Regions from separate parts of the Homo sapiens genome. Here region 1 is linked to region 2. The links are chromatin loops, found by intact Hi-C in ENCODE. Cell type or tissue: thyroid gland. All regions are shown on one strand. Links, peaks and the distances in the headings refer to the core of each region. The heading gives the core; the rest is flanking DNA.

Region 1 (8,895 bases), core at 688-8,687, 220 kb before region 2:
TCTGCTTGGCTCAGGTACTCACTTCTTTCAAGTCTTGGTTCAGGTTTCACTTTTTTTTTTTTTTTTTTTTCCAGACAGAGTCTTGTTCTGTTGCCCAGGCTAGAGTGCAGTGGTGCGATCTCAGCTCACTGCAACCTCTGCCTCCTGGGCTCAAGCAATTCTCATGCCTCAGCCACCCGAGTAGCTGGGATTACAGGTATGCACCACCACGCCTGGCTAATTTTTGTATTTTTAGTAGAGACAGAGTTTTGCCATGTTGGCCAAGCTGGTCTTGAACTCCTGGCCTCAAGTGATCCCAAAGTACTGGGATTACAGGCGTGAGCCACCACGCCTGGCCAGGTTTCACCTTTAAGTGTCCAGCTCTGACCATCTGTGTAGTAAAGAATTAGGCGGCCTTTGTCTTTGGTTTCTGGGAAGTAACCTCTAATTCTCTGGAATTTCCTGAGTGATAGGAGTATTCATTATTCACGGTGGACTCCTGGGATCCCACTTGATAGTTTCTGCTAACACAGTGACTCACGGAAGACCCCTGGATAGTTTATGTTTGCAAGATGACTCAGGCTGGGAGCTGGCCACCCGGAAAAGCCAACCATGTAGTTAGAGTTGGGGCTTTGAGTCATGTGATACCAGTCCAACCTCCAGGAAGGAAAAGGGGGCTAGAGATTGAGTTCAACCACATAGCCAATGATTCAATCATACCTAAATAACGAAGCCTCAATAAAAACTCCGGATACCAAAACTCAGGAGAACGTCCCTGGTCAGAGTATTTTCATGCTTCAATGCTGGGAGGGCAATGTGTCCCTGAGAATGAGGGAAGCTTCACATTTGGGACTCTCTCAGACTTTGCCCCAGGCACCTCTTCTTCTGTTTCTGGTCTGTCCTTTTTGCTATAATAGAACTGCAATCATAACATAGTTTTTTCTGGAGTTCTGTGAGTTGTTTTAGCAAATTACTGACCAGAGAGTGGCTGTGGGAAACTCCAAATTTGCAGCCAGCTAGTCAGAAGAAAGGATGACCTGGTAATTCCTGAACTTGCTGCTGGTGTCTGGAGAGCAGTTTTGTGGAGGAATGTGCCCTTAATGTTGAGTTCCCATTTTTTAAGTGTACAATTCAATAGCTTTTGGTAGGTTCACAGAATTGTGCAGCTGTCATCCCCAACATGTTTTTTGAACTTTCAAATTTCTGATCTGGTTCAATCAAAAAGGAACCTCCAATCCAGGTTAATCACTGGAATTGATTATTTCATCTCTTCAGACTCTCTTAATTTAGAACAGAATTCTTCCTTTTTTTTAAGTGAATTTTTTGAGACAGAGTCTTGCTCTGTTGCCCAGGCTGGAGTGAAATGGCGTGATCACAGTTCACTGCAGCCTTGACCTCCTGGGGTCAAGCAATCCTCCCACCTCAGCTTCCCAAGTAGCTGGGACCACAGGTGCATGTCACTATATCCAGCTTTTTTTTTTTTTTTTTTTTTTGAGACAGAGTCTCGCTCTGTCACCCAGGCTGGAGTGCAGCGGCGTGATCTCGGTTCACTGCAAACTCTGCCTCCCGGGTTCGCGACATTCTCCTGCCTCAGTCTCCCGAGCAGCTGGGACTACAGGCGCCCGCCACCACGCCCAGCTAATTTTTTGTATTTTTAGTAGAGACGGGGTTTCACCATATTAGCCAGGATGGTCTCAATCTCCTGACCTCGCGACCCACCCACCTCGGCCTCCCAAAGTGCTGGGATTACAGGCGTGAGCCACCGTGCCTGGCCCCAGCTAATTTTTTTTTTTTAATTTTTTGTAGAGATGGGGGTCTCACTGTGTTGCCCAAGCTGGTCTCAAACTCCTGGGCTCAAGCAATCCTCCCACCTCAGCCACTCAAAGTGGCTGAGATTACAGACATGAACCATCACACCTGGTGACACTGACTTTTAAAGACTTTTTATTGAGCTATGACATAAGGTAAAAAGCACAAATCATGTGTACTGCTTTTTCACCTGCTATAACCCTGTAACCAGCACCTAGATTAAAAAACAGATCAGGCCGGGCGTGGTGGCTCTCGCCTGTAATCCCAGCACTTTGGGAGGCTGAGGAGGGCGGATCATGAGGTCAGGAGATCAAGATCATCCTGGCTAACACAATGAAACCCCGTCTCTACTAAAAATACAAAAAATTAGCTGGGCGTGGTGGTGGGCACCTGTAGTCCCAGCTACTCGGGAGGCTGAGGCAGAAGAATGGCGTGAACCTGGGAGGTGGAGCTTGCAGTGAGCTGAGATCACACCACTGCACTCCAGCCTGGGCTACAGAGCAAGACTCTGTCTCAAAAAACAAACAAACAAAAAACAGATCATGTGAGCAGGAAAAAATAAAATAAAAATGACACCAAACAGAAAAGGATTGGTGGCTATTTTGGCTAAGCCCAGGTGTGTGTGTGTTTTGATCTCAGGGAAGCCTCCCGAGTAGCTGGGATTTACAGGTACCCCCCTACCACACCTGGCTAATTTTTCTATTTTGAGTAGAGACGGGGTTTCACCATGTTGGCCAGGGTGGTCTCGAACTCCTGACCTCAGGTGATCTACCCACTTCGGCCTCCCAAAGTGCTGGGATTACAAGCGTGAGCCACCATGCCTGCCCTGAGCACAATCTTTGTAACTAGCTATACATGTAACTATACATATAGAAAACCAGCACAAAGTGGGCCAGTAGTATTTAATGAAATCTAATGACTAACCATAAGTCCACAGAGGGAGAAAAACATTTATCAAATTCACACGTCACGTTTCTAATCAAATCTCTTTAATTTCCAGGGTCAGTTGTTCATAGCATCTATCTACTCATATAACAACTCTGCCCTATGAAATGAATCCACTGTGGTTTGGATCTGTTGCCTCTTTCTCTTTTCTGAGAGTAGAGAGAGCTACCTTCGTAAATAATATTTGCTAACAACAGCAAGGCAAAAACAATTATCAATGCATTTGTGTCTTTCAGGGCAGATTGGTCTATCAAGTCCTTAATTTCCCCTCTCTCCTTTCTCCCTCCCTTCCCTAAAGGATGTGCCTGTGGTAGGTACATCTTTCTACCATCCATCACAACTTTTCATTCTCTTTTCTGATGTTCAAATACAGGTCAATTCTGGTCATCAAACAAACTGCCAAAAGGATAAGTAATGAGCCACTCAGATTAAGGTATGCACTAATAAAAATTTAATATCAGAAAACAGCATTTTTTTAACCATTCACAATTAAAGTGGAAAGAGACAAAATTATAAGGCAGCCATCCATGGAATGATTTCATGTTTACAAGGGATCCAGAAAAAGGGACATTTAAAATCACTGTTCCAGCTATTGAACCAGGGGAACTGCAGTCTTATCCCATGAGACTTCTAACTTGCTGGAAGATGCCACAAGAAAAAAAGATCAAAGCCAATCTCCTTGTGTTAAGCCACTGGGTTAGGCTGAGTATATCTAGAGAATTCCTAAATGGTTGTCTAGTTCTTTCCCACAAGTTACACATTTCCTTCAGGCCTCCTGAGGTGAATCTAGATGTCTCAGGTACAAAGAGGTTTTAATTTCACAGCATCTCCAACAGTGCACTTTGGGTGATGTGGACCATTCTGTATTGAGCAGAAATTTTCTAATGGAAGGAAGGTTCCTCTGCAGAACAACTACAGAGGATTTTCACTTAACACTGCAGCAGTTCTGGATGAATCTGGTCATGATTCTCAGTCTCCCAAGGGGCTCAGGGGCCCACAAGGCAGGAACATCCTTTGGGGGTTTGTGCTGCTGTCATACGGTTCCTGTGTTCAGTCCCTAGCTACCATGTGTTTCAGGGGCTTAATACACTCCGATGCTGGTGTGTCCTCTTAGTTCTAATCCTTGAAAAAGAGAAAAACCAGGCAGTGACACTTAGAAGTAGGCTGGTAAAAAAAAAACACAATCACATTTTCTCCTTTCTGCAAAGAAAGGACAACTCAAAACAGCCACTCCCTTTCTTTTCTCTAATGATTCAAAATACCAGAACAGGGCTCACTTGGCTGTTTTGAATTGGGAAAGAAAGAGGTGAAAGCGGGGAGAAAGAGAAAACACATAACCTCTAGGTAGGTAGTACTGTTTCCAACTGTCTACGTTCCAGTGCAGAATCTTTGCTAAAAAAAAATTTGGCAATAGTGTGCACAGGAAAACTGAATCAAACCTGGAACATCACTGCTTTCTTGAAATGGAACTGACAAGCAATTAACTGGAGAATAAGTGAGGGGAATGGAGCAGTAGTATTCTTTAACTTAATTTGCCATTTAAGAGAGCACTTGGAATCTGAAGAAAGTCTATCCCTACCAAGGAAACGGAGTCAAATTGCAATTAAGATTAACTTTGGTTATATGGAAGCAAGAATCATGCTTCTCATCATCAATTGCGTCTCTTTGGTAGCCAATAATTCCATCTGTAATCATGGCAGCAACTTAAGTATTGCCAATGTTTTCAAATGTGTTACAGCATTAAGGCATCCACATCTAAAGAGGCAGTTTTAAACAAGAGGAAAACGGAACTGAAATGTGCCAAGAAGTGAACACGGACATGGCCTCTCCTGGAATACTGCCCACCATGCCAGCAAGCTCTTCCTCCAGTCAAGAAGGCCTGTGCCACGCTGCTTGGTTCCCTGCTGCCTGAAGATGCATTTGAGCCCTATGAGATTAGTATGGCTATTTCTGTCTGCTGACCAGGAGAGAAATGAGTAGTTCTCGAGGCAGCAGCTTTAAAATCTGGGAAAGCCCATACATAGCTTCTGAGAGCTAAGAGGGCCCTGAAAGGTTTGCTTGTTAATAGTGAGGTCCAGAGGGGAAGGCAAATTTGGAAGTCAGATGGTTCAATCCTTGCCGGAGTTCAAGGCTCCATCCAGCAAGATATACTAGCCAAACTTTTAAGCATGATGGCAAGGCACTGCTGAAAGAGGCTTTGGCCAGTAGAACAAATTACCATTGCACACAACAATATGATAGAAAGCACTACTGTCCAAACCAAACCAGACACTACAATCTGCTATTTATTTGACAAAGTCAGTTTCCAGAGAGAATCTAGGCAACCATATAGTTTTGAAGGACTAGATGAAACCTCAAGTCTCACACCAGTCAGCTGTTAACATCCAATCAAGGAAGTCATTTGGACTTTCCATACTATACCTTCTCTTGGTAGTAAAATTGTATGCAATTGTTGCCAATGACTACATACAACTGTATCCTATTTGTGCTACTTTCCTCACTGTGGCCAGCAGAGGGCTCACAAGCTTTATTTCCACAGCTGCTGATCCAGTGACAAATTCATGAAGGAAATAAATCATAGGCATGCTAGCTTATGCGTCATAGAAAACGTTTTTACAAACTACTACGTCCACTGCCCTGAAGAAACTAGTCTTGGTTCCCCCTTAGTGTAATGTGTTTTGAAATGGTATAGAAAGTAAAAATAAATTAATAATACAATATTATACACTTATTTGACAAGACAGGGTTTACAAAAATTTTGGCAAATATGAAAAAAAAATTATCCTAGTCTGTTAAACACTTTTGCTATCTCAATTGTTTAAATTACCAGATTAGTGATTGTGTCAATTTACACATGAGGAGGTGGTATTTTAAGGGCTCAACAAAGCGGCATTTGACACAAAGGTAATTTCTTTGAAGGGGGATAAAGAATAAAGATATTATTATCTTCATTATTACAGTTCGAGAAGTGGTTGTCCTGATAAGAATTCATCCCACACAAATATTAACACCAGCAGTAAGCAGCAAATTGTGGCGAGGAGAGGCTAGAGGGAAAAGTTAGAAGAAAAGCAAAGAAAAGACGAAGAGACAAGAGACATGATTCCAATAAGCTTTAAATCAATAGGCAAACACTTCTCATTTATGATCCATCTTGCTACAGGTGGTTATGTGAGAAGACACAGTGTCGCCAAAGCTGACCTAGTATTTAGGTCCCTAGAGGGATTGCTGATCTGCTAAGAGAAATAATTAAAAAAAAAAAAAACAAAAAAAAAGGACAACCATACATTTTGGTAGTCTTTTAAAAAAAGCTACTACAAAGATATCAATAACCATCCAAAAATCACTTAAAATTTAATATCCCTTAATTTCCAAAGACACTTTGTGATCTGACTGTTCTTGAAGGAAAGCCTAGAACTGAAACTACTAGAACTTGGCTCCTCTCTAGGAATGTGGAGACAGGTATTCTGCAAAGGAGAACTTGACAAGGAATGCTACAAAATACCAGTCACCTCTTTAGAAGCTCCTCCCACCTCTCCTGCTCCATTTGATGGAATGGCAGGCTGGATTCAGAGAGGCACGTGCCAAAGGAGCTGTTTAAATCCCTCTAGACATCCCTTTTCAATGGATATCTCTTTTGAGTATAAAGAGAGCTTTCAATGTGTCTTGCTATCATTTTCCTGACCCTAATCCCAGATTAACTAGAATCACCTTTAGCATCTAAGTGAGTGGGTGCTATGACCTTCCATCAACGCATGTGGCATAGATGCTAAAGCACCAGTCTTACATGGTGGGAACCATGTTAAAAATCAATGGATAAAGTAGCAGAGCCTCTAAACTAAGAAGAAAGAGACATAGCTTAATTACAGAACACTGTATTTTCATAATCACTATTTCATTGTGAGTATGAAGTTCTCCTCTTTTCCTTAAAACTAAATTCCATCTTCCCTGAGAATAGGGTTAAGAGAAATATTAAAACGCAAAATGTCAAGGGCCTTTTAAAAGATAACACAATGGGATGTCTATAGCTAACTGCAACGTAAATGTGTTTCTACTCTAAAAGCTTTTCCATTACTCAGGTTTTAACCTCACCTCCCCTCTGGACTCTAGGAATACATGTAGAGATGCGCAAGGTGAGACAAGAGACTGAGGAAGTGAGTAGCTGTCACGTGCCGGCTGTTCTCACTGGATGGCAAACGGCCCTGGACCAAGGCTGGACCTTGAACATTTAATGCTGGTGTCCTACTGACAGGATGAGAGGGATGAGGCAACCCAGAACCAGGGCTGCCACTTCCAGGCGGCTGAGGCCTCTCCCTCCCGTGGCATCGGGCTTGTGGCTGTGCCCTATTCCGCCCACCTCAGGGAGGACATGTACTGTGGCAACATAAAGAAATGTCCCGGCAGAGAAAAGCATGGCCACTCCCGTGGCGTTCACCTCTGAAAGGGCTTCTTTACTGCTCTGTGAATTAGAAGAGAGAAAGAGGAAAAACTAAGTCAAGTAAAATTCAGGGTCAGGAAGAAGTCCCAGTTAAAAAACACTCACTGTTCTTAACTGGTGCTGTCTAGGACACTGGGGACATCTAGAGAACACAGCAACTTTAAGTTATTCATGGGAAGCTTCCAAATAAGGGTTTAAGAATATCAGTGATGTACGCAATTGATTTTTTAAAAAATTTATTGTAAATCAACAATTTATAATTATATATATTTATAGGGTATAAAGTGACATTATGATTCATGAATAAAATGTGGACTAATTAAATAAAACTAACATCTGTCATCTCAAATATTTATCATATTTTGTGGTGAGAACATCTGAAATTTACTCTTAGCAATTTTGATATGTACCACACACTATTATTAAACTATATTCACCACAGTTCCATCATTCTGTCCATCCATTCATTGACTGTATCTGTCTTTAGAGATGAGGTCTCGCTATGTTGCCCAGGCTGGAGTTGAGTGGCTATTCACAGGCACAATCATAACACACTACAGCCTGGAACTCCTGGGCTCAAGCAATCCTCCTGTCTCAGCTTCCCAAGTAGCTGGGACTACAGGTATGCGCCACTGCTCCTGGTTCACAATTGCTTTTTAAAACGAACTTTAAGTGCTGGTTCAACAGGTTTGGCTTGTATTATTCTTGAGATAGAATCAACAATATATTATTGCAGATATTAAATTTCAGACATAAATTTATTTATTCTACTAATATTTAACAAGCATCATCTATGCACCAGGCTCTGGGCCAGGTGCTTGAGATACAGTGGTAATCAAGATGCAGTAGTTGACCTCATAGAGCCTAGAAATATCTCTTAAGCAGCCGGGCGTGGTGGCTCATGCCTGTAATCCCAGCACTTTGGGAGGCCAAGGTGGGCGGATCACGAGGTCAGGAGTTCGAGACCAGCCTGGCCAACATGGTGAAACCCTGTCTCTACTAAAAATACAAAAATTAGCCGGGCATGGTGGCGGGCGCCTGTAATCCCAGCTACTCCGGAAGCTGGGGCAGGAGAATCGTCTGAACCTGGGAGGCAGAGGTTGCAGTGAGCCAAGATTGCGCCATTGTACTCCAGCCTGGGTGACAGGCAAGATTCCATCTCAAAGGAAAAAAAAAATGTGTGTGTGTGTGTGTGTGTGTATATATATGTATATCTCATAAGCTAATCTTTATAAAACTAATTTCAACCTTTTCTGTTAAAAAAGTAGACCTATGGACTAAGACAACTAATTAAAATTTTAAGAAAAGGACATCCCATAGATGCAGCAAGTAACTCCATGTCTCCAGAATTATCAGCACCTTCCTGTCAAAAGGTTAAAAAACTGACACTGATTACTGAAGTGATAGAGTAATCTGTTAAAGGGAACAACATACTGCTCACTGAAAGAAGAGAAGGCTCTTCAGGTAAATGGAAAGGGTTTTTATAACACACTCTTAGCATCTAAGATCAACAAACCCTTGCTTAACAGGAACTTAGCCATTCTTTATCTCATTTTTCACATGTTCCTATTAATATGGGTTTTACTGCCAAATACTGAATTGACTGATGCTCAGAAGAATCAATGACCTTTAGAGAGGGTGTTGGGGAAAGCAGTTCCCATCAACTAGCCCTGAGTCAGTTTGCTTCTAAGATTTTCCTCCAGTTGCCTGCCAGTTGACATCTGGGT
Region 2 (8,895 bases), core at 326-8,325:
GGCAAAATCTTGGCCAAGGTCAAGTTCTGTTGATGGTCTGAGAGGGGGATGGCAGCCAAGTGCTCTGCACTTGTATAACATTTAAAAAAGAAAAACTAACCTAAGTCATCTTCTGTTCCTTTTTGTAGCCAACTTTAGTCCTGCTCATTGTGTCCAAGAACTCAGAGGCAGCCATATGTGCAACAGCTCAGGCTTACCAAACCTCCAGGGCCAAACATACATATCGTGATTAAAAAGAAACGAAGCCAGCCAACAGGGCTTTAGTTGATTCCATGGGATATAAGGAGAAATTTCAGAATTTTAGATAAAGTTAGGGTCCATCGAGGAGAGGGCAGAGAAATGTAGTTGAGCTTCCTGTTTGGCTAGCTGCCTACTTTTTCTGAAACAAACAACAAAAGGACCCCAATTTGGTAAAAGCAGGGGCTCATGTCTAGATCTAGGTGATTATTGTGGAAAGAGCTCCAAGATGAACACATTTGATACAAATCTGTGTTACACAATGAAAAGCCAATCCACTTTGGGACTGAAACTAAGCACAAGGATGGACTAGAAATTGTATTTTCTGTCAGGTCATAGGGGATGGAGATATAGAAAGAAATGTCTTCAGCAGCTTATAAAATGCAAACTTTACATTTTGCACATGTCTGTCTAGCTGATGCCCAGGCAAAGGCAAAGGCAAGCAGGACAAAGTCCAAGGCATGTCAGGGTTATACAAAACAGGCTCCGGAGATGCTTCCCTGTCTCCCTGTGAGTTCTTCATGTCTTAGCACTCATGGATGGGTAAGAACACGTTAACAGTGTGGACGCCTCCAATATTCTTGGGCTGTTACAACCCCACACACAAAACACAGAAAGAGTATTTTTACTTATTGGTTTAAGGTTTTTTTTTCAAAGTACCCAATTCAATTCTCCATTACATACATATATACATACATATATGTGTGTATATATACATATGTATATATACACACATATATACGTATATATGTATATATACGTGTGTGTGTGTATATATATATAAAATCTTAATTTCTTTATCCTTAAAATGAGAAACAGTCTTTCCCCACTCAATATCCTCCCATCTACAACACCTGGCACACTTGCCTCATTTCCCTTTTACACTTATCTCCTATTAAATCCTAGAGCACTGGCAATGTGGTTAAACATACAGATTTCCCTTCTCTCTTTCTGATTATTCAGTGGACTGGGCGATAGGGAAATGTGAGCTCCCCACACACAGACATCTCTGGTGAGACAGGTATTCTGACACCAGATGGAGAGAGCAGGCTTCTCCCTAGTCAATGAGGCCATGGTGTGGCATCCTGCTTCCCTCATTACCCTTCTTTCCATGCAGTCTCCATTCCCAGCGCTGGGGGTGGGACGAGAGTGTGCAACAAAGCAGAAAGTACACAGTACTCAAGGGAAAGGGCCACATAAGGAAACAGTGGGGTGGATTACAGAATGCTACAGCTAGGAGGGCCCTTACAGCACATCTAATTCAAACCTCTATAGATACAGAAAGGAGCCCAGAAAAGTGATCTGTCCAAAGGCACACAGCTGGTGGCTGGAACCAGAACCTCAGTCACCAGCACACTTTTTTTTGATCCTCCAATACATGACAGAACTAGGTATAGGAAAGAGCAAAATTTAAAGTTCAGTTCATGAACAAGCCCCCAGCCTACCCCATCCCCACTAAACAAACATACCTCCTTTAAAATTATCCATGTTTCAGTCTCATTCCTTTTCAGCCCCCTGTAGCTGACTAAGCTCAAAATTCTGTTTCTTACCCAGGACTTAATAGATACCCTGGTGGCCTGAGTGGCCAGAATCTCAACTCCGCCCTGGCGTGCTGCAGCCTGAGAAGGGAGATCTTTAGGAAGCAGAAGTAGGGGCCGGGTGCGATGGCTCACGCCTGTAATCCCAGCACTTTGGGAGGCTGAGGCGGGCGGATCACCTAAGGTCAGGAGTTCGAGACCAGCCTGACCAACATGGTGAAACCACGTCTCTACTAAAAATACAAGAATTAGCCAGGTGCGGTGGTGCACGCCTGTAACCCCAGCTACTTGGGAGGCTGAAGCAGGAGACTCGCTTAAATCCAGGAGGCAGAGTTTGCAGGGAGCCAAGATTGCATCACTGCACTCCAGCCTGGATGACATGAGCAAAACTCTGTCTCAAAAAAAAAAAAAAAACAAAAAAAAAAGCAGCAGCAGCAGAAGCAGATTCTAAGTAGCCATTTCAACTCAGGAATTTTCTGAACCCAAACATCATGCTTATAATAATGCTGCCTGTAAACTCGGCAGCTTTTGAAGCTTATGCTGGGAGAAAGGCAACAGGCTACCCATCCAGCAAGAGAGAAAAATTCAAGAATAACAAATAGCAAAAAGCAAATGCTTTGAGTTCAGTCTGGAGGGTATGACATTATCTCCATTCAGTCACAACACAAAATGACCTTTGAGGCAGCCTGCACCACATCAGAAGGGGGTACAACCCAGGATGCATGAACTAGGTCCTTTGACAACTCTGTTCCTCTGCAAAGGCAGTTCTTGATTATCTCTCAAATGATTAACCATTTGGTCCAGTTACCCAGTTTCTAGGGGCCTTCAACCAGAGTTGGCCACAGATAAAGCTGGTTAAAAAAAAAATGGTCTAATGTACTTCCCACCTTTCTAAATAACATGCTAGCATTTAAGCAAGGCCTTGCTTCCTCAAGCAAAGGGAGTGACTAATACGTCTCCTAGCAGGCTGGTGGAATCGGTACTTTTGAACACATGGGCTGTGTGGCTGCACGTCATCCCTACTCCATTGCCTGATGCAAAACTACTCCAGGACTGGGACAGGCAGAAGGTGCTGGGCTCTTGCACAAGGGGTATCTTGGTGAATGCCTGAAAATTATACCTGAATTCCAAAACAAAAGTATTTGGGGGACTGAGCACAGTGGCTCATACCTGTAATCCCAGTACTTTGGGAGCTAAGGTGAGAGGACGGCTTGAGGCCAGGAGTTTGAGACCAGCTTGTGCAACAAAGCATGACTCTATCTCTACAAAAAAATTAAAAAATTAGCCAGGCATGGTGCCACAAGGCTGTAGTCCCAGCTACTTGGGAAGCTGAGATGGGAGGATTGCCTGAGCCCTGGAGGTTGAAGCAGCAGTGAGCCATGACTGCACCACTGCACTCCAGTCTGGAGTGAGACCATGTCAAAAAAAAAAAAAAAAAAAAAGTACTGGGGAGATTATGTATTATTTTTATGTTATTCATATCAATCAACAGTTAATCAAAACAAGAATCATTCTTATACCCTCTTTTAGTTTATCTCTTCCAACAGAAACTGATTCTCAGTGTATCCCTAAGGGGATTAGGTACTCTCAAAAAATAACCATCTTATAATAGGAAACATAAAAGACCAGAAAGAAAGATCCATTTAAAATACATAATAATTAGTAAACTAGCAAACTGAGAAAATATCTCCTTTAAAAGAAAAAATGATACTTCTTATAAGGCTGAGACATAAGGAAGGGGAAAAAAAGGAAGAAAGGATAAATAAATGAATGAAAAATTGAGAGGCAGGGTAAACTAAGAACTTAACTTACAGTCAAATGTTAGGGCCCCAAACTAATAGGCGAATAGGAAGGTGAACAAAACCTCTTTCTGCCTGCTGGATTCTTAAGAGTCTAAAATGCATGATTAAAATGGCTTTATTTCAACAGAACACATTTTGTCATCTGATCTCTATCCGTGACATGGATAAGAATAAGTAACTTATGGCTGTGCTCTTAAGCGTAAGCCGTAACAAATCCCTGAATATTGTGCCTCATTCACTTTGGGATGGCAAATCACTAATTGTTTGTGTAGCAGGGAAAAAACATCTGCCTACAGCCTATATTTTAAAATTTAAAATTTTATTTTTTTACCTTTTTTTTACATTTTTATTTTAAAATAAACAGTGTTTCCAAAAAACATTGACTACAAGGGGGAAATGAGGCAATAAGGTTGGAAGAAGGGAAGGACTCAAGAAGAAATGCTGAACCTGCAAACACAATGATCAGGGAGCATGCAGAGAGGCCCTTGCTGTGACACTGTCCTCTCACTGCTACTCCTATGAAGCCCAGTGACTATGCTGGGACACTGGAGCTAAAGGGTCAAAGAGAAGCATTTCATTCCTAAAAGGTGATGTCAATTTGTACTTAGCCCCAGCAATGTGAATCCCCCTCTTCACAGTCCAATTCTAAGATTCCATTCTTAAGAAATTACCAAAGATAGAGCCAAAGAGATATATACAAGAAACTTTATCACATCATCATTGATAATAAAAGTATCTGAAACAACCAAAATTTTCAACAGTGTGGGGATGGATAAGGTAGAACCACTAGAAATCTATTTTCAAAGATTTAAAAACATAGGAAGTTACTCGTGATACCATGTTAATCAGTGAGAGGGTAAAGTTAGGATACCAACCTGTATCTATGTATGACCTTCAATTTTGTGTAAATATACACCTTATATGCACTTTTTAATACTGAAAGGAAATTCATAAACATATCAGCAAAGTTTAGCTCTGTTTTAGATGGAGAGAAGATGGCTAATTTTTATTCTTTGTTTAGATTCTTCTGTAATGAGCATTGTTACTTTTATATCAGAAAAATAGACATTTGCCATAAAATAAGTCTACCCTCAAATCTCTGATTTAAGACGACAATTGTCAGTCTTAGGAAAAGCCTGCTAAAGTTCAAAGCAGACTCAAAGAAAAAAGATTCAAATCTACACAGTGACTCTCTCCTGAAAAGGATGAGAAATCTTGTGTGACGCAGTCTGGCTTTTTCCTCTACTTTGCTGCTGGCTCTATTTTACTGCGCCTCACAGAAAGCTCCATGGGAAAACCCTTTCCCTAGCACCTTAAATGACCTTAAGTGTTTCTCACCTCTTGGCATGAGGATTAGAAGGAAAGAAAATGAAACAGCCCTACTCCCTTGTTTCAAAGGAAAAATTTTTCTTGCAAAGCTATCAAAATGACTTAAAATCAGCTATGCAAAATTTGAAACATAAGTCATGAGTTACGTTCAGTAACCAGTTGCTTTTTTCTCAAGAATGAATATAAAAACAAATCTATGAGTGCCCTCTTGTGGCAAGCCTGACTATTACCACAACCCAAGTACCAGCCTCTCCCTGTCTATTTCCACGGCTCTCCTCCACTCCTGGGCTCCGCATAACACAGCCAGGAGGCAGAGACCCCATAATAACCCACTACAGTGAATGCACATTCCTCAAAGTGGCTGGTACTATTTGTTTTCAAGGATTTCTAGTTTAGATCCCAGAAATGCCTGCCTGAAGACAAGTGGGAATGAAGGGTCAGAAGAGCAAGATGCAGGATGTGCACGTGGGTTCATGGGCTGCTACTGATGGCCGATGGTGACTGTGTCTGGTATATCCATGCACACATACCATGGCACTGCCAGGAGGCAGGGACCTGTAGGATAAATAGCCCCTCCCCTAGGAATGCCAGTTTTATAAAGTCGCGAAGTTTTACATTTACATCCAGTGAGCCTTGTGCTTACAAGTAGTTTTATTATTAATTTTAGAGTAAACATCACCAACTTGGGCACAATTCCAAAATAGAGCTCTTGTTGGATTCTGGTCATAAAATTCTTTTTTAAGCTTGTTAAGATCTTATAAAATAAGAAAGTTTTCCCAATACTTTAGAAAAATTACTAATCATTAATAAGTCGATTTTATACTCAAAGTAATGGCCTAACATTTTGAAAGATGAAACAACGCTCCTCTTTTGAACATCTAATGTATTAAGTAAGCTCAGTGTCCCAGGCTTCAGAGGAGACAGAGAAGTCCTCATATTGCAACCTGACCAGATGACTCTGGGAGTGAATTAAATGCTTAAAAGAGGTCAGTCTTGCAAATTCGATGAAGCACAGAATACAGGGGAACTGATACTGATTCTGATAAAAGATAACATTACTCTCAGAAAGGGGTGAAGCTAAAAATCTTGCAGTTCTGGGGCAGGAGGAGTGCAACAAGCAGGCAACAAACAGCATGAAAGGAAAAGCTGAGTGAATTTCAAAGTTCTATTGGGAGATGGAGTTTGTGGTTCTTTCTGCCCCACCCAGGTCAAAGGCTCATGTCCAGAAAAGGATTTCTCCCAGTGATAGGGTGGAAGTGTGTGGCAGGAAGTTGCTGTTTGGTCCTGGAAGTGTAAAGGAAAGCCTTTTCAAGTACGTGAAGTAGACTGAAGTGACCCAGATGGGATGGATCCCAACCACATGAGTTACGGGAGAGCATGAAGCCAAAGAAATGATAATTATGAAGTTGAATTGGGAAAATAAATTTGACTCCTTGTTCACTTCTCCAGCCTTTGGAAGAACTTTTTCTCCCCTCCTAACAGGACCGATATACTGGACAGCCCCTGTTAGAGATAAACCGAGGCACTAGACAAGGAAGAAATGCATTAAAAACATTTTTTTTAAGTCTTGACAAGTCACTTCTGGGAGAATTCTTCATTTTTCCTCTGCACAGGGACAGCAGAAGAGGGAGAGTAAAAATAAAGGCGAAGGCCTCTCTTGTCCACAAAAATGAGAGGAAAAAAGACCCTGCCCGTTTAAAATCCAAAACCATAAACTCTCCTTCAAACAATATCTTTGCTCCAGCAGAAGCATCCTGGGATTAGTCTAGGTTAGTATTCTGAGTTGTGTCACACAGGCTTTGACAATTAATGATGTACTAAAATGGGAAGAGGTGACTCTTCAACCTTGGCTCCAGCTTCCCACTTGTCCTAACTGGGAGGAAAGCAGCTATCAAGACAGCTGGATGGGAAGATCTTCCCCGAATTTCCGGAGCAGCTTCTGATGGTTGTGGTCCACTGACCACTGCTGGGGCAGGTGCTTGGGCTGCATGGAGTCCAGGAAGTGCTGACGCCAGCGGCTCTCCAGCTGCATGAGGGAGCGCAGGCCACCCTGGCTGTGACACTGCACCACCTTCAGCCCGTGAGGAACATAGTTTTCATTGGAGATTCTGCCAAAACATGAAAAACAAAGTGTCTGAGGGAAACAAGCGCAGGATGGCCTCACAGACAGCTTCAAATGCTGCGCGCCAAGGGTAACTGGGGAGGTTGAAGGACTCCTAAAGGGTTAGTTACTTTGGTGTTTTCGAAACATCCTCTTTCTTATCTCTGCCCTTTTTATAGTCTGAACATACGACTCGCAATCCCAACAGAAGGTATTTGAGGGTTCTGAGCTCTACTGACAGGAAGGCCACTTCATAATGTTCAGCTCCCACGAGAGGGGCACTACCATCCAGCTGATAATGGATGAAGAATGCTGGTCTTCCATTTCTTCCAGGATTACCCAGTGACCAGTTCACCCCTCTTTTAAGTTGTTCATTCTGGGACACAGTATTTATATGAGGCTGTTAAATCGGCCCGCATGTTACACTTTTTCACAACACAATTTAATAACTGAATGTCAAATGCAAGGTAGCATATTTCTTTAGAGCCTTTTTTCTCACAAAAAGATGCCAAGCCACAGTGGTGAGAAGTGTTTCGGTCACAGTGAAATGCTTCCATGGTTGCTCAGTTGTGCAAATGGTGCCATTAAATGAGAAGATGAATGCCTCCCTCCTTCCTAACTAAGCAGAGTCCTTAAAAAACTGCTCCGATGCTGTGTGAATGGTGCTTTCACCTCCTGTGAATAAAGATGACCTTCCTCAAGGAAGCACCCTGCCCACACACACTCTCCTCTCCCTACATCCATACCCCATGTTCAATCCTCCCTCCCAAGACACCCGCCACCCCAGCAGTGTTGGCGTCTCTGGGTATCTGCAGACACTTTATTATTAATATTTAGCTCATGCGCTTCCCACTAACTTGCCTGTCTCCAAACAACTGTTCTTCTCAGTCACAAGTCCAGCATTCATCTACCCAATTCAGCAAGATGAATTTGTTAGAAAAGTCTGTGGCCGAAAGGGGAGGTTTAGCTGCTTTAGAAAACATATTGGCAGCTGGGCGTGGTGGCTCATGCCTGTAATCCCAGCACTTTGGGAGGCCAAAGCAGGAGGATCACTTGAGGTCAGGAGTTCGAGACCAGCCTGACCAACGAGGTGAAACCCTGCCTCTACTAAAAATACAAAAATTAGCCGTGTGTGGTGGCACACACTTGTAATCCCAGCTACTTACAAAACAACATCTATTCTACAACCTCACAAAATAGTTATGGGGATAAAATTCTATAATTCTTTTAAAACCCTGAAAGATTTTTTAAATTTAAGATATAGTAGCAGTTAACCAGTAAGAAATCTAAATCCTACTTTGTCGGGTTGTCATGAGAAACAATTAAGGCAATTTATGTGAAGTTTATTAGCTGGTTTGCTGCAAGATATAGTATATCTATAAATAACTGTTCAATAAATATTTGCAGTATCTGTAATGGATCAGTAGTAATGGATAAGAGTAAAAAAATTTTTGTTTTCTAAAAAAATTAAATATTTGCTTATAATTGGAGTTACTTTTTTATTTTTCAGTTAACAAAAACCAGCATCACGCTCAAGGTTTTGTGAACTTATCAGTTCCCTTATTTCAACTCCTGGTCCTGTTGGAAAAAGTGACAGTTGGGAGGCAGAACTGCGCATGGTAGCCCAGAGCTCTTACCATCTGAGCCACGTGCCCATTCATTTCTCATTTCAGAATACTGCATTGTGTCACAAGAATTCAACTATGTACTCATGGAGAAGGAGGGAGAAAGCAAGGAAGGAAAAAAGAGAAAAGTAATTTACATAGTAACAGCAATTCTGCTCAACATTCCATTCAGTGAGCCGATACCCTGGAGTGCAGGTGAGATAGGAACCATGAATTCATTAGTCACAGTTCTCACAGACCTGTATAAAGTCGGAGACACAAAA

What was found. Peaks named below come from ENCODE experiments on the same cell type or tissue, not always from the same donor. Only the 100,000 strongest peaks of a DNase experiment are listed, where the experiment ranks them.
Region 1: it touches region 2 in a loop (6-fold over the local background); 101 of 110 quality-filtered maps call a loop at or near these places.

The regions. Positions count from the first base shown.
Region 1 is chr14:69,456,657-69,465,551 of GRCh38, reverse strand. It overlaps SLC39A9 (solute carrier family 39 member 9), which reads right to left. Exons shown (of 7, transcript NM_018375.5): 7 at 3,162-7,189. The coding sequence ends at 6,959. Among named protein-coding and RNA genes, the nearest start is that of PLEKHD1, 24 kb to the left of the region's middle. RefSeq lists a silencer at 5,215-5,264. In thyroid gland, for the core only: a CTCF peak has its summit at 5,251 (motif pointing right); a DNase peak (open chromatin) is centred at 5,244.
Region 2 is chr14:69,239,003-69,247,897 of GRCh38, reverse strand. It overlaps EXD2 (exonuclease 3'-5' domain containing 2), which reads right to left. Exons shown (of 10, transcript NM_001193360.2): 10 at 3,880-7,014. The coding sequence ends at 6,798. The region is part of intron 2 of GALNT16-AS1 (GALNT16 and EXD2 antisense RNA 1); the gene reads left to right. Among named protein-coding and RNA genes, the nearest start is that of GALNT16, 17 kb to the left of the region's middle. RefSeq lists an enhancer at 8,552-8,895. In thyroid gland, for the core only: a CTCF peak has its summit at 5,120 (motif pointing left); a DNase peak (open chromatin) is centred at 5,147.